Regions from separate parts of the Mus musculus genome. Here region 1 is linked to region 2. Evidence: chromatin loops called from intact Hi-C (ENCODE). Cell type or tissue: heart. All regions are shown on one strand. Each heading gives the region's core, and the rest is flanking DNA. Links, peaks and the distances in the headings are about the cores only. Region 1 holds the start of Sgo1 (shugoshin 1). Region 2 overlaps Pp2d1 (protein phosphatase 2C-like domain containing 1).

Evidence for each region. A loop is a pair of places that touch in the nucleus more often than their neighbours do. Peaks named below come from ENCODE experiments on the same cell type or tissue, not always from the same donor. Only the 100,000 strongest peaks of a DNase experiment are listed, where the experiment ranks them.
Region 1: a loop joins it to region 2, with 5 times the contacts of the local background. A loop is called at or near these places in 14 of 42 quality-filtered maps.

The regions. Positions count from the first base shown.
Region 1 is chr17:53,685,048-53,693,321 of GRCm38, forward strand. Sgo1 (shugoshin 1) reads right to left here and starts at 4,268. Exons shown (of 9, transcript NM_028232.2): 1 at 4,164-4,268; 2 at 2,943-3,073; 3 at 2,664-2,811; 4 at 2,037-2,233. The coding sequence starts at 2,805. It also overlaps the pseudogene Gm31532. In heart, for the core only: a CTCF peak has its summit at 4,682; a DNase peak (open chromatin) is centred at 4,424; H3K4me3 peaks cover 2,420 bases; H3K27ac peaks cover 2,608 bases.
Region 2 is chr17:53,509,145-53,517,484 of GRCm38, forward strand. Pp2d1 (protein phosphatase 2C-like domain containing 1) reads right to left here. Exons shown (of 3, transcript NM_173449.3): 2 at 5,797-6,860. Among named protein-coding and RNA genes, the nearest start is that of Pp2d1, 26 kb to the right of the region's middle. In heart, for the core only: a CTCF peak has its summit at 3,347 (motif pointing right); no DNase peak of the experiment used is centred there.

The sequences.
Region 1 (8,274 bases), core at 1-8,000, 180 kb after region 2:
AAGCCAAATGGCAGCACACAAGTTTTGGTGATCTTGACACAGCAACAGAGCACATGGTTTAAATGAGATAGGGTTTTACTATACAGACCTGGCCAGCCTAAAATTAAACTCCCTATGTAGACCAGGCTGGGGTGGGCCCTTACAGAGATCTGAATGCCTGTTTCTCCAGCGCAGGTATTAAAGCTATGAACACCATGCTTGGTCCCCTTTTTTTAATTTCCCCATTTTTCTTTTTGAAGTTCTGTTGTGAGGGAGAAACAAAGAAAAAAAAAAAAAAACCAAACAGATGAAAACCTGACCAAGAGTGGTTTCACCTTGAAGGCCAGAGTTTCTACAGACACTACACCTCTTAACTATAATATAAATATATCACATATAAAATATAAAGATTTACTATAAAACATAGGAACTACTAGAAAATGGTAGTACAAAAGAAACATGCTTTTAAAACTTCTCTTCTTTGTGTATACATTTTTAAAACATTATTTACTTATTTGGGGGGAGGCACGAGGAAGCATGCATAGAGATCAGAGGACAGCTTCTTTTGGTGGGGGGAGAGGGTCAGTTCTCTTTCCAGCACGGCGAGTCCCAATGACTGGACTCAGCTCATCAGGATTGTATCAACCGGCGGCAAACCCAATGATGTCTTTGGCTCCAAATCTTCACTTTTCTTCCACAATTACTTTTGCAGTGCTGAGGACGAATGAACTCAGGACCTTGTACATTCTAAACAAGTATTCCACTTCTGAGCTACAGACTCAGCCCAAGAAAACCTTACACTAAAATATCTCAACCTGCGCATGGCAGCACTTAGATGGCTGAGGCAGGAAGACTTTGGGGCCAGTCTGGTCTACACAGTGAGCTTGAGACCAGCCTGGTCGACATATTGAGATCTTGTCAGAAACAAACAAAGAAACAACGCTAAGCTCTCTACTACTGAAAAACCAACCTTGCGCACTGAAGTACAGGTACAGGATGGCTCACAAGTGATCACATGCATGTGTGACAGAGAAACAAGCAAAGCACCTGATATTAAATGCTAAGTACATATCAGCAACTAACTAGTAACAATACACTTAACGGAAAGTCATCAATAGATGGCATCGAAGGCGCGAGAATAATAGAATTTTTCCCCCTACTGTTTTGAGGCTTATGTCATTAAGTAGTCACTGAACACTGGTTCTTCTAATTTCAGCAAAAACTCTGCGAAGTAGGGGCTGGAGGTATGTATGGCTCAGCAGTTAAGAGTGTGAACAGCTCTTTGGGAGAACCCAAGTCTGGTTTCCAGCACCTATTTCAAGTGGCTCAAAATGCCTGTAACTCCACTCCGATGAGGATCCAATGTCTCTGGCTTCCATGTGCACACACACTCACATACATATACTTGCACATACTCACATACATATATTCACACCACTCACACACACACACACACACACACACACACACACACACACACACAATTAAAAAGGAATTGTTTAAAAACTGGAAAACCATGGGGGAGATTCAGAAACCATTAGGTTTACACTGTACTAACTGAAAAAGGAGGAAAAAAGATTAAGTGTTGAAGGAAAACAATCTTTAAAAAGTAATTGAAATCTTAGAGAAAAGTCATGAAATCATATGTAGGCTTCAAAAATCTCTTCTAGAGATGAGGTCTCATTGTGCAGTTCAGGTTGACCCATAACTTGGGTCTTTCTGAGTTAGCATATTGAGTTCTGGCATCACAAAATCGCAGGTATACATGACACTCAGGAAGAAATAGCACCTTCTAGAAAGACAACTGTCTTCGATAACGTCAATATACACATTATATGTGAGGGCACATATATGTATGTTACTTATTTCTATATAACACCTAATGTTATCCTCTGAACTACACACAGACACACACACAGAGTAAATGGATATAATGAAGTATTTTTTTAAAAAGTGACTCTCCGAAGAATACTTAAGAATATTTTCCATATCTAAATCTATATAAAGCTGAACTGCATATGGCAAAACTACACAGAAAAGTTTTGTACTGAATATACCTGAGTAGTTTCTTCACTTTGTCGGGAAGTTAGCTTCTCTTTCAATGCATACAGCTGACAAGTAAGGTAGTAGCATTCTTTTCTCAGTTGCAGGATGACATCCTGTGCTTCTCTCACTTTGGATTTCTCATTTTCCAAAGCCAAGACTAACAACCTGTTGTTATCTTGGTAATATCTCAGTAGTGTAGCAGTGTTAGCTATAAGATAAAATTTTCAGTTAGTAAGCCTCAACCTAGAAGGTGAAGCAGAGGCTAGAGATATCTCTCAATGGCTAGGAGTGCTTGCTAAGAAACCAATGAGGCCCACAGGTCAAATCCCCTAAAGAGCCAGGTGTGGTCCTGCACACTGGTGACTCTATCTGCTGTGGCAGGACGGAGGGAAGGTAAGGTGTTAAAGGTGTGTGGAGACAGGAGGATCTCTGGGGCTTGACTGGCTGCCACAATAGTTCCTTGTTCAGTGAGAGACCCTTTGCAGGGGAACAGGGCAGAGATTAATAGCAGGACTCCAGAACTTCTACTACAGCAACACCCCACTGTGCTCCACACACAAAGAAACACACACAACACACACAAATGCCACACTTTCAAAGTAAGAATGCTGGAAGAAGACAACACAAAATTCTCTTACTGGGTACTTGGCCCGGTGCAACAATAAAGGACTTGCGTTTCCCAATCCCCGCCAAATTTTTATTCCTTTTTTCTTTCATTCGATTCTTAATGTCTTCAAGGGTATCTTGAAAGGACCTTTTCTGACACCTTTCCTTAGCCATCTTTGTCTTTGAATTAAAAACAAAACAAAAAAAAAAAAAACCAATGAACACTTCTCAGATATTTTTTAAACATAAAATTTAAGAAACATAGGCTGTTCATCAAGAAGGGATTACAAAAGACTAAATTGTAAACTTACTTCAAAAAAAGCAATATTTTGATTTTCTGCTTAGAAATATTAAGTCAGGTGTTGTAGAATAATCCAAGCTACTAAAAAGGCTAAGGCAGGTGGGTCATAGATTTATGCTTGGGCTACATAGTGAAATTCATCTAAAACAAAACAAGAAGAAAAAAGATGTTAGAATCAAGCCATCATAAGAAAAAAAATCCCATAAAATGTCATTCATGCTTTTGCTATAACCTTATCTTCTACTATTTCATAGGAAAGTATTAAATAACTCCAGAAAGTATCAATTATTCATCTTATAGTAAATATTCATTGGAGGCGTACAACATTCTAGGCTCTATGGGAACTTATTATTTTGGGACAGGATATTGCTGTTACCCAGTCTGGTTTTGAACTTAAGAGCTCTCATGTCCTTCCTACCTCAGCCTCCTGAGTAGCTGGGACCACAAATGTATGAGCCATAAGCAGACTTACTTTTCTTACAATGTTTATAGCCAACCTTTAGTGTTTAGGATTACAGTATTAGTTCAGAAGCAATTTATATGTATATCTGGGTTTCTGTTTGGCAGCTTTTCTCTAGTAATTTTGGGGCTGAGAAAACATGTATTCATGTTAATAACAGTAGCGTGCTTCAAGCAAAATAAACTTCCTGGTCTCAAAATTGTAAACTGTTGCCAACCACAATGTGTGCATATAATTGTCACCACAAGAACTATCTTGATTCATCTCCTTTTAGTTAAGTGTTTTCTTGAATCTCTTCTTGAGTATTCTCACCAGGACGTATTTTCCTCCACGCATAATGAAGCCTTAAATTGGTACTGTATATCTTATCTAACCCTTTATTTTTACCAATGTGTATATACGATAGATTGGAGAGGGGAGTTCAACAGAATAAATGCAACGACTTCTTATAAGAATGGGTGGGTCACCATCAAGTTTTAAAAGTTTGCACCGGAGACATCTGAGTGACACACAGAATGAATAACTGATAGAGTTAAAGTTAATTACAGTTTGTTCGCGTGCGCGAGCACAGTGGGATGGAAATCGGGCCTTGTGCGTGCTAGACAGTGCAAGTCGGCGAGAACACCCCTTCCTCCGGCCCCTATCTAAAAAGTTTTTGCTACTTTGATTGAGCAAAAGCCCTGTCGATTTCGGGGTGCTCGCTTTCGCGAGCGGAACGCGTCGTCCGGTCGGAGAGATACCTCCAGTCCCGCCGCCCGTACCGCTCCGTACCTCGGCCACTCAGGTCCGGACGAGCAGATGCAACCTCCCGCTCCGCCGCGCTCCGCAGCTACCGCCGCCACATTCGAAATTCTGCGTTACGCGTATCCATTGGCTGGCCGGACACCATCACGTGACACTCCGGCCCGCCCTTCTCCGTAGACGCAGCGCCCGGCCCCGGGGAATGGCATCACGTGGCGCGCCTGCGCACGCGCAGCTGTGGCTGGGGTGGGGTAGAGGGGGTGGAGTCAGGCTGGAATTGAGGCCTTGGCTCGGCGTCCGCCTTCCCACAGCCTAGAGATCTAGCGACTTTGAGACTGGGTCTTGTCTGGGTGCGTCCCTGACTTCCGGTTAGACCTGGGGTGTTGACGCAGGCCTGAGAGCCCAGCTCTCAGAAGGCTGAGGCAGGAGAATGACGAGTTCGAGTTGAAGCCTGAGTTGGAGCACGAAAGATCCAAACAGATCCTGGCGTGGCTTGTCAGGGCGCCCAAGGCCGCGCAGCTCTTGTGCTCCGGGGCGCGCCCGTGTGGCAAACGTCCATCCAGCACGTTTAGCGCAGGCTCAGCGAAAGGACTGATGTGAGAGACTGGGCTCTCCAGGTTCAGCCCGCTGGCGAGATCTGCGGGTGGGCCTGGCTGATTCAAGAAGAAACGCCAAGTGACAGCCCGATCCTGTCCTGTGCATTTACGGAAGAGATTTACAACCGGCTGCGCTCACCTCAGAAGTCATTGTAGTGCAGCAGCCGTGACTGAATTAGAAGGTCATCTTGTGGGATCCGTTTTTTAAAGTGCTTTCCCGGGAACAATCTAAACTTCTTTATCAGTTCCTGATAATAGTCAAGGAATTGGGTTTAGTCATGCTGAGAAAAGTTCGGCACGCTTACACATCAGGCAGCGTTACTGGGTAGTTCTGAAGGCACACAAAGAAAATGGGAAGGGGAAGGTGGCAGCAGGGAGCCCTACCACAAGACATTTGGAGCCTCCACAGTTGAGTGATTGCTTCATAAGTCATATCCTTGGCAGATGTCTTGTGCCATAAGGTAGATAGATATACGTAGCCAATATAACAAGTTATATTTTACTATGCTGGTCATCACACAAGGTTCACACTCTTAATTTCTTACCTAGGGTCCTAAGATTATCGTTCCACGGCTGCTCATTTATGGCTCTCTTCTTTGTTTTCTGTTTGTTTTTGTTTTTGAGACAGGGTCTTCTTGTAGCCCAGGATGACCTCTAACTCCTTACGCTGTAGAGAAGTCTCTCTGTGTACCTTTGACTGTCTTGGAACTCACTATATATTTGAGGTTGGCCTCAAATGCAAACAGATCCACCTGCTTCTGTCTCTTGAATGCTAGATTAAATGTGTGTACCACCATGTCCATCTCCTAAAAAAGTTTGGTTTTGGTCTGTTTATTTGGCATTCAAAAAACAAAACAAAGCAAAACAAAACAACGGGTTAAGGCAGGTTTTTTACACAGCCTAAGCAGACTTCAAATTCGTGATATTTCTGCGATGACCAGGAACACACAGAGATATGCTAGTCTTGGCCTCCCAAGTGCTGACATTAAAAAAAATTTTTTAAAAAAGATTCCTTTGGAAATGTGGATATGATCCAGATATCAAAAGCTTTTGCTGCTCTTGCAGAGGACCTGAGTTCAGTTCTGAGCACCCATGTCAGGCAGCTCACAACCACCTCTGACTTCAGCTCCAGATTTGATGCCCTCTTCATGGGCACCTGTGTACAGCATGTGGCATACGTGATCAAAGAGAACACATACATATATACAAAAATAAGAATTAAAAAACCCTTTGAAAGATTCTTTAATACTTACCATGTCATGTGCTGTGTATTAATTTGAATAGCATACAAATGTTAGAAACTTGGTGACCAAAAGTTTTAAGGAATTTGTCAGAACCAAAATGCAGCAAACTATCACATCATTTTGGTACCCACTTATATTGGCTTAGTCTTTTCCTTTGTTGAGCAGTCCCAAGCTGTGGAGAACCTATATAAGTGTACAGTAGACAGACAGGCTGGGGAAAGTCCTACTTTTTAGATTGCTTGTAGCTTTCATCTGCATGTTTTAGAAATGTATCTTAACCACTTGAAATAACTTATTAAACCTCAGAATCCTTGCTGTATACTTCTATTTTAGAGGGTTGAATTTCTCAGCCTAGTGCCAAGAATGTAAGTATTTAATTGAATTTACTGCCTGTGGCAGTTTGGATATGCTTGGGCTATGGGAAATGGCACTATGAGGAGGCCTTGTTGGAGGGAGTGTGTCACTCTTTAGGCAGGCTTTGAGGGCTCCCAGGCTTAATTGAATGCTGCTGAAACAGTCTCTTTCTTTCTGTCTTCAGATCAAAATGTAGACCTCTCATCTCCTCCTAAACCATGTCTATCTGCAGGCTGCCATGCTTCCTGCCATGATGATAATGAACTGAACCCCTGAAACTGTAAGCCAGCTCCAATTAAATGCTGTCCTTTATAAGAGTTGCCTTGGTCATGGTGTCTCTTCACCATAGAAACCCTAACTAAGATGCTGGCCGTGCTGGCGTTTTGTTTGTTTGTTTTTGAGACAGCGTCTCATTATGTAGCTTTGGCTGGCTTGGACATAGGTATGTGGATCAGACTGACCTAGAACTCATACAACCTACTGTCTTTGCCTCCTAAGTGTGTGTTTAAGGTATGAGCCACTACACTGCATTCCTATTTTGGCATATTAAATCTCCCCTGTAGGCTCATGGGTTTGAACACTTTATCTCTACATGGTAACGCTGTTTCGGGTGGTTGTAAAACCTTAGGCTATGAGACACAGCTGGAGGAGGTGGGAGGGTTGGGGATGACTGCTTTGGGCCTAGGCTCTCTCTGCTCTGCTCAGTGGCATGTACAAGCATTTACTGCACACTCCCACTGCCACACATCTAGTCTGTCATCCTGCCTTTCCTGCCATGATGGACTTACAACTCCTGAACCATCTCTCCTCCCTTAAGTTGCTTCTGTCATGTATTTCATCACAGCAACATAAACACATGTAACGTAAGCGCATGCTCTGCTCTGTGCCAGGGCGTTCTATGTATTGCTTTATTTATTTTTTATCTTTTTTTTTTTTCCAGAGCTGAGGACCGAACCCAGGGCCTTGCGCTTGCTAGGCAAGTGCTCTACCTCTGAGCTAAATCCCCAACCCCTTATTTATTTTTTTAAATCATAATAAGTCTATGGTGTTTATTGTTAAAAACTGTGTACTTACTCAACATGATATAGAGATATTCATACACAAATAGGTGTATTTGTGTGTTTCTTTAACTTGGATGAGTGTTTGCTTGCATGTGTGCATGCACATTATGTCTACTACCTGTGGAGTCAGGAGAAAACAGCAACCTCTGGGAACTGGACTTACAGATGTGGGTGCTAGAAAACTGAACTGAAGTTCTTTGCAAGACAACAAGTGCTCTTTACTGCTGATCCTTCACTCTAGACTCAGTAGATTTTTTTAAAATTTGGTATATATATATTTTTTTTTTTCCCGGAGAGATAGGGACAGATATACAGATAGACAGAGACAGAGATAGGAGTTGGGAGGATGAAGATGTAGGGAGGGTCTGGGAGGACTTGGGGGAGAGGAAACCATGATTAGATTATGTTGGATGAAAAAATTGTTTTAATGAAAAGAAAAAGAAAAGGTATACTCTAAAAATGGTGTTTAGGCTTGTTTTGGTTAACAATGCAGATAATTGGTAATCTAAAGATCTGCTTTTTTTTTTTTTTTTAATTTACTTTGCAGTTGCATTTTTTTTTTTTTTCCAAGACAGGGTTTCTCTATGTAGGCTGTCCTGGAACTCATGCTGTAGACCAGGCTGGCCTGGGGCTGCATTTTTATATAACACACAATATGAGCTTATCATTTTCATCTCCTCTATTGCTTTCTTTTCTCTCCCTGCCTCCTTGATTTTATACTTTTCCAATCCTTGAATAGTCAGTTTTTTTACTTTGATGTCCCCTGTACCACTCTAAATTCTACATAGGAGTAAAAACCCATACAATATTGTCTTTTAGAGTGTGTCATATTTCTCTTAGCATGGTGGTGTCCAGTTCCATCTGTTTTCCTGCAGTGATATCACTT
Region 2 (8,340 bases), core at 56-8,055:
GTGGGGTTTTGAGAGGTGACCCAGCAATAAAGAGGTCCTCTAGCAGAGTACCTGAATTCAATTACTAACATCATGTAGGTTAGCACACAATTGCTTGTAGTTTCAGGTATAAGGAGACCTGATGCCCTTGGCCTCTGTACTTGTGTGCACAGGACCACATACACATAAAAATGAGAAATCCTTAAAGGACAAAAACTGTTGGGGGCTGTTAAGAAAGTTAGTTAAAGACAGCTGCTACCAGGCCTGCTAATCTTGAGTTCCATTCTTGGGTCTCACATGGTGAAAAGAATTGTCTCCTACAAGTTGTCCTCTGACCTTCATATACAGGTATATACACACACAATCAATCAATAAATAATAAATGGATGAATAAATGAACAAAGTATGTATACATATATATATACATATGTATATTACTGGTCAAAGTTAAAACTCAAATGTATTTAGGATATGGATGATAAAATTCCACTGTTAAGTGTCCATCCTAGGTTTCCTTAATGTGTAATTAAACAGTTCTATAAGAATTCATGTTGGGGAAATAGGCAGCCACATTAAACTCTTGACAGTTGTTAACTGAAGTCTTCAGTAAGAGATGGCAGTATGGTATGACCATAGTTGAGATAAACCTGGGATATTTGCAACATTTTGCTTCATTAATGTCCTGAAGTCTAAATCTGGTCCAGACAGATTAAAAGATGCTGTTAGAAGGGGTTTGGATTTTTTTTGTTTGTTTTCCCCAAGATTTTAGAATCATCATATGTTTAAGAACAAGCAGTAGTTTTTGGTACAGCATTGTGATTCACAGCATATCTCAGGTGGCATTGGTATCTGAATACTCTGCCCCTGAAAATTAAAATTCCTACTTTAATATGCCAGTTCTAAAAGCAAAATTTGGTGGGGGCAGTGAGATGGTTCAGTGTGAAGAGACACTTGATGACCTGTTTGAGCTAGACCCCATATGGTGGAAGGAGAGAACCTGATCCCCAAAGCTGCCCTTGACTTCAACATGCATGCTGTGGCATACATGCACGTGTACCACACACTTTAAAATAAGAATATTCTGTCAGGTGGGGGTGGTGTGCCAGCACTCAAGAAGCAGAGACCTGTGAGTTCCAGGACAGTCAGGCTACACACAGTGAACCCTGTCTACAATCAAAGAATATTTAGGCCTCTAACAGTGCTATACTTGGAATCAGAATTTTGTTGCTAATGTGTTCAATTCTGTTTCTTCAACTTTTAACTTATTTTTGTTTTTCTTTTGATTAATTTTGAAATAGAGTTTCAATATGTAGCCCATGCTGACCTAAACTTGAGATCTTCCTGTGTCTGCCTCATTTCAGAAAAACTTTTTGATTTGTTTAGCAAATAAGAATCTAGGCTTAAAAGGCTGAAGTCTGTCCAACTGGTATGATTTGACAGAAAGCCTAACCTGATGTGAGATAAACAGTAGTCTTGCCTCATTAACATAATAGAATGAATGCTAATTGAGGTCCTGGGTTGCTTGCAAAATGTGACCCTGTGCTATGCAAATTATGCTCCCGCAGTCTGCACAAATTTCTATTTTCATTCTTCTTTTATCCTAACTTGTGGATCTTTTACTTTGATCTGTAGCAGGTAAGTCAGTAATTATTGAGTGGGGAGGTTTGGTTTGGTTTGGTTCGGTTCGGTTCGGTTCGGTTTGGTTTTGAGACAAACTTCATATAGCCTGAGCTGGCCTTGAACTGTCTTTGTAGTTGACAGTGTCTTAAAATTCCCAGTCCTCCTTCTATCAGGTGCTATCATGCCTTCTTTATGGGTTTTAGGAGACATTCTGAAAACTGAGCAATGTCACCAGCAAAGCAACACATTGCATTTAATGTGGCAACTGGATAAACTATTAGGATGTAGTTCAGCACCTTTCTTAAAATAGAGAAAGTGTATGTATGTGTAAGTAATGCTACTATAGGTTTAAAACTATGTGGGGGGAGTAGCTCAACTTTCTAATGTTCTATGTGACAGCTTGAATTCACATACTAGCTTAAGCAGGAAGATGGTAAGCAAGCACTTTGGCTTTATACACTTCTGTAATATGGCAGATACATGTGACTATTCTGGTTTTTAAAAGGAGTAGTAACTTGGTAGTATAAGGCAGGTGGATTGCAAGAGTGAGGCCACTGTGTCCAAAAAACAAAGGGGGCAGTAATAGTCACTGTGGATCAGGGTCTAGCCCATCTCACCAAACACGATCCTGGGCAATGTACTGTAATGTTGTAAACAACGTGGGTCTCCACGTGTTGATGAGTTGATGCAGAAAAAACAAAGTTCTTAAGTCAGAAGATGATAATGGGCTGGAGAGATGGATCACTGGTTAAGAACACTTAGTGGGGGGCTGGTGAGATGGCTCAGTGGGTTAGAGCACCCGACTGCTCTTCCAGAGGTCTGGAGTTCAAATCCCAGCAACCACATGGTGGCTCACAACCATCTGTAACAAGATCCGATGCCCTCTTCTGGAGTGTCTGAAGACAGCTACAGTGTACTTACATATAATAAATAAATAAATCTTAAAAAAAAAAAAAGAACACTTAGTGACCTGTCAGGTGGTTCACAACTGCCAATAACTACAGCTCTGGGGGATCTAATGTGCTCTCTTCAAACTCCACAGGTACCTGCACATACGTTACACTCACAAAAACACATAAGAATAAATTCTTTGTAACTTCTAGCTTCTTGTCTTTAGTGACTGACTAAATCTCAGAAAATGGGAGAGGAAAACAAAACACTAAAGGTGAGAGAAAGGGGGAAGAACGGAAAGATGAGAAGGGAAGAGAAAGGAAGAAAATTTGACATGGTGGCTAGTATCTGTAACCTCAGTACTCAGAATGAGGCAGGATTGCCACAAGTTGGAGGACAGGCTGGGTTAGAGTGAGATCCTGTCTCCAAAAGGAAGAAAATGGCTTGCCAGTATGGAGTTTATAACATCCAGTATGTTGAGATGCTCAGAATGAGGCAGAAGGATTGCCACAAGTTAGGAGGACAGCCTGGATTAGAGTTAAAAAGAAAGAAAAGATGGCTTGCCAGTAGAAAGAAAACTAACCCTGAAAGTTGTCTGGTCTCCACACATGCACCATGATCTTTGTGAGCTCAGGTCATCTGCATTTAGAAAAATATTTACTTCAAAAAAGGAAAAAAATAGAAGAGTGAAACAAAGCACAGATTAAAGGAGCATTTGTAGGCAGCTGGTAGGGTCCAATGGACTAACACAAATGATGTGAGTGATCTTAGACAGGAGCCTTAAAGAGAAATAGATCCATCAGTCAAATAAATGGCTTAAAATCTGAGAAAGAGAAAATCTTTCAAGTAGCCACAAGGAGGAGCCACATTCTGAACAAGAGAGGCTTAGACAGGGATGCCAGCCAGGCCAAACAGGGAAACAGATTCCAACAACTGAGAAAAATCTGCCAGTCTGTAATTCCACACCAATTGATTATTTCCTTTAAAATCAAGGCAAATAATATCTTAAAATTCATCACTAGCCTTGTATGGGTGGTGTATTCCTTTTTCCTAGCCCTTAGGAGACTGAAGCAAGTGGATCTCAGTGAGCTTGAAGCCAGTCTGGATTACAGAGCTACAGGTCAGTCAGGGATACATAATAGAGACCCTGTCTCAAAGAAAGGAAGGAAAGAAAACAACAGGACATCCACATGGTAGAAACCAAGGAATTTTCCGGGTAGGAAACAAACCAAATGAATAGGTCAGCATAATGGAATTAAGAACAAAAGGAGTAGGAGTTCCTGAAAGACGTAAATACAAAATGATGCATATAGAAATACATATATAAACATCATTGTATGATCAAAATAGTGATTGAGCCAGATTACACACCTGTAATTCCAGTACTCTAGAATGAGAACGGTGAAAGCAGGGGAGGGGGGCGTTTGCCAGGCTAACTATACTGACCTAGTTCTGGTGTCAACTGGATGCTGATAAGAGTCATCAGAGAGGAAGGAGCCTCTATGAGATCCAGGATTTTCTCAATTAGTGATCAGAATGAAAGGCTCCAGCCCATGGTAGATAGTGCCATCCCTGGGCTAGAGTGGTACTATAAGAAACAGGCTAAGAAAGCCAGTAAACAGAACCCCTCCATGCCTTCTGAGTTTGAGTTCATGTCCTGACTTGCAATGTCTATGATCTGGAAGTATAAGCTAAATCTTGCTTTTTGCATTTCTCGCAGTCATAGAAACCCTGACTAAGATAACAACTAGCTTAAGTTACCTAGAAAGACCATCTCAAAAGGGGGGGGGGGGGTGGCGCTAAAAAGCTGGTTCAGGGGTTAAGTGCAAATATACCAAATGAAATGACAATACTGAATGAAGGAATGTAGAGAAATCACTTTTTAGCCATTGCTAAGTGGATAGTGTCCTGTAGACACCATTCTGAAAAGCTGTGGCAATTCCACCTACCCCCACCCCCACCCCTGCAGACATGACCCTGTATATGTATATGTATGAGTGTAAGTACTTTAATCCCATAAGGATTTAATGAAGTAAAGAAGTAAAAGATAAAGGAGAATTGTCAGATAGAATATAAATTAGAAAGGATAAGGACGAGAACTTAGCCAGGGCTGATTGCTGACACCCCAGTTTTGAGAGGCAGAGGAATTCCGTGTTGAAAGTAAGAACAACAAAGTGGGCCTTGTGAGAAGAGTTTGCCCAGTATCTTAGCCAGTTTAAAGCTCAGAAAACTGAAGGAAAAATGGTTCCTCTATTAGGAAATTAATACCACATGGTCACTGAGAATGAAACAACAATCTGTTACACACGCGTTGGTCTCTCCTTAGGAAAGTCACTGCAGTTAGTAGGGTGCTTGGCAAGCATTCAGTCTAGCAGCCCCAAGAGTTAGGGTACATGTCTGTAAGTCCAGCTCTCAATAGGAAGGAAGGCAGGATGATCAGAAGTTCAAGGAAACTCCCCTGGACTATACAGTGAGTCTGAGGCGAACCTGGGAAACAAGAGTCCTGTCCCCAAAAGTATACAAGATTGTCTTAGCAGTTATTAATCAACTTTCCACCCTCAAAAAGAGTGGGTTCCTTATGTCCATTTTGTTTGGATCTAGGCATAGTTACTGTTTTTAACCTGTACGACATCTCTGTTATGTCATTTGGAATTGTTTTAACTTACTGTCTACACACACAGAGAAGGAGGGAATAAGAGGGAGGGGGGAGAAATATGAAACATACTATAAATAAAGTAAGTAAAGAGGCCCTGGCCACACCAGCTGTCTAGAAGATGCAGAAACTAATTTATCTGCCTGGAAGACCAGAGTCACCCAGAAAGGACACTCTCCAACCTTTTGAGTGGCCTGCAGGATGTGCAGTGTGCTCCAGGTTCCCAGCCTTTGTGAACTGTCACCCATGCTGGCAATGGGCTTTAGTGATACAGTGTCTAAGAGTTATTTCTGCCCCTGTAAGTAACCCTCCTCCATAATCAGCTAAGTAGCTCCAGTAAAACTCATCTGTTCCCCACATTGGACTTTGATGGTCTCCATACTTTGGTCTATCATGGGCTCCTTATCTGGGGGTACTTAGAAGTGTGTATTTTGTCTTCCCAGGAAAAGTTTCATTACACAATTCATACCAGTACCCATAAAAATAGTTGCTTGGTTTTTGTGTCTGCAGTCTATTTAAACTGGAATTTTTGTTTGTTTGTTTCTTAGTTGTTCAGTGCAATTTCTGCACATTAGCAAATTGCTAAATAACAGTGGTTTTAGCAGCATGAGTAGGCATTTACAGATATTTAGGATGCAAATGAAGATACATACCAGCATTTGCCAGGTGTAGTACTCCAGATATGATCTGTGGAGTCTTCTGGAAGGGAAGACTGGTGGAACCCTGCTGATAGGTTTTTTCCCAGTCTTTATTAGCATGTGGGTTCTTAATCCCACCCTCTAATATACAAGTGAGTGCCGAGCAGCCGCTCCAGCGAACCCGGGAAGTCTCATTCCTTCCAAGCCGTAGAAGCCTATCCATTCTCCAAAATGCCTTTGCAAAGGCTTTGTGTGTATCCTCATACTCCCGTCTACTAGTTCTGAAGGTTTTGTATGTGGAAGAGAAGGCCTCTTCTCTGGCTCTGTATTCCTCCCTGAACACCGTGTCAAAGGAATTGATGAGTTGCTTCTGCTCAGCTGTCATTTGGTAGGAAGGATCCTGTATAGACAATTGATGGAGAAGTAAAACCTGAAACTCCTTTGATGCCAGGTCTGCTGCTGCATAACCGTAATGGCTATCAAATAAACCGAAAAAGCACACATTGGCCTTATCACCAAAATCGTTCACGACCGTGAATTTACAGTTCGGCTCCGCTTTCCAGGCTGAATTATTATTGCTACAGATGGCTATACCTTTAATCATCAGATGGTTGCTGTTTGGAGAATACGTAGAAGTCTCGCCAACCTTATCACAAAGTTTGAAGTATGATGGAACTTGTTTCTTCCAAAGAAACTCAAATGCGTAGTTCACATTGTGAAGGACTTTTTCATTGTATGTAGAAGATCTCAAAAGGTTAGAGATTATACACTCTCTATGAAGACTGACCAGTTTGGGCTTTGGTTGCCTCCCTCCCATCCACTGGAAACCCAGCATACTCAGAGCATTGTGATGTTTCTTATGGAGAAAATTCCTAGCTTTGTTCAGTTCTCGGTAGCAGACAGAGCAGGGGAATGTGACCATGTCACCAGAAATCAGCTGCTCAGTGGAATCCTCCAGGTCGATGGAGCGCTTTGGTCTAGGCCTTCTCCTTTTGCCAACCATTTTGCCAATCTTGAGATTCTCATCAGAAGTAAATGTTGAAGTTTTCTCATCCCACACTTTTGATCTCCAAAACACTCTGGGAGAAAGATGAAATGTGTGGTTCAGTGGTTAAGAGCACCTGTTGTGTTTGCATAGGACCCACATGAGGCTCATAACACCAGTAACTCATTCCAGACCTGATGGCCTTTTCTGACCTCTGTCTACCACTGCGTGCACATGCAGACAAAATACTTATACACATAAAATACATTTTAGAATATTTTAAGATGATTCCTGAAAGAAATAGTACACTCTCTTTGCACAGTCTTATTCATGATTTTATAGAAACCTACAGTTGAGTTTTATAAAGCCCCCCAAAAAGGTCCTTAACAAATCACTGATTGTTCCATGTTGGCCTAAGTGAAATTAAGTGCCCAGTCCACAAATTCAGCTAGACATCTGAACAAATACTCAGAGAAATAATATTTTACTCCAGCTATGAAGAAACATTTTATTTTATAAGTGTGTGCGTGCACGTGCAGATGATAGAGGCCAAACGAGAACATTCGATGCCCTCTTCCACCATGCTTCTCCTATTCCTTTGAGGCAGAATCTCTCCTGACACTGAAGACAGAAAAATAGCTGGACTGGGACTTCCTGGCTACCAGCCTCACCAAAAAGAAAAAAGTGAGTTCCAGATCCACCAAGGACCTGCCTCAAAGGATTAAGGCTTAAATGATAGAAGAGAGCCCAGCACACACTCTCATATACAATTTTAACATAAAATCCATTTGTAATTTTTAAATGTTTTCAATATAATTTATAGCCCAAAACAAGGTAGCAATGAGGTTGAGGTTGGCTTTGGCTACATGGTGAGTTTCTGTCTGGGAAAAAGAAAACCAAGAAAACCATAGAGTGTTACCAACTAACCTCCGTTAAACTAGTCAGGTCTCAATCTCAATAATAACGTTTTCTTTTCCATTTTGGTCATTATTGATCCCAGGGCTAGGCAAATGCAGTGTCTCTGAACCATAGCTCCAGCCTGTAATTAACTATTATATGTCTTTACAAATGAATGGATGACTAGAGAGTAGAGGGAGAAAGGAAAAATATTTTCTACAAGCCAGGAGTGATGGGAGCCCAACACACTTATAATCCCAGTACTCAGGAGGCTGAAACAAAATTGAGAGCTTGAGACCAGCTCTGGATATGTACTGAGACCTTGACTTTACCACACACATATCCAAATGTAAACTTTCTGAGAGTCCTAAAACCTATCTACAGGAGTCCCACAGATTGCCCTATAGCCATTACCTGAGCACACTTCCATCTCTTTGTGATGACCCAGGGTCATCCTAACTCTTTTCTACTTAACATATTTATATCATCTGCCAGGTCACAGACATACTTTCTACTAGGGACCCTAAGTGGCCATACTGGGGCTGACACAAGTAGGTGGTTTTCACTACTCTTCCTTGTCAGGAGCCATCCAGAAAAGGCTAAAGGCAAATAAGTTTTCTGGAGATGGCCCACCATTTTTTACATGGCTTATGATGAGTGAACTCTGAGAGGCAAGA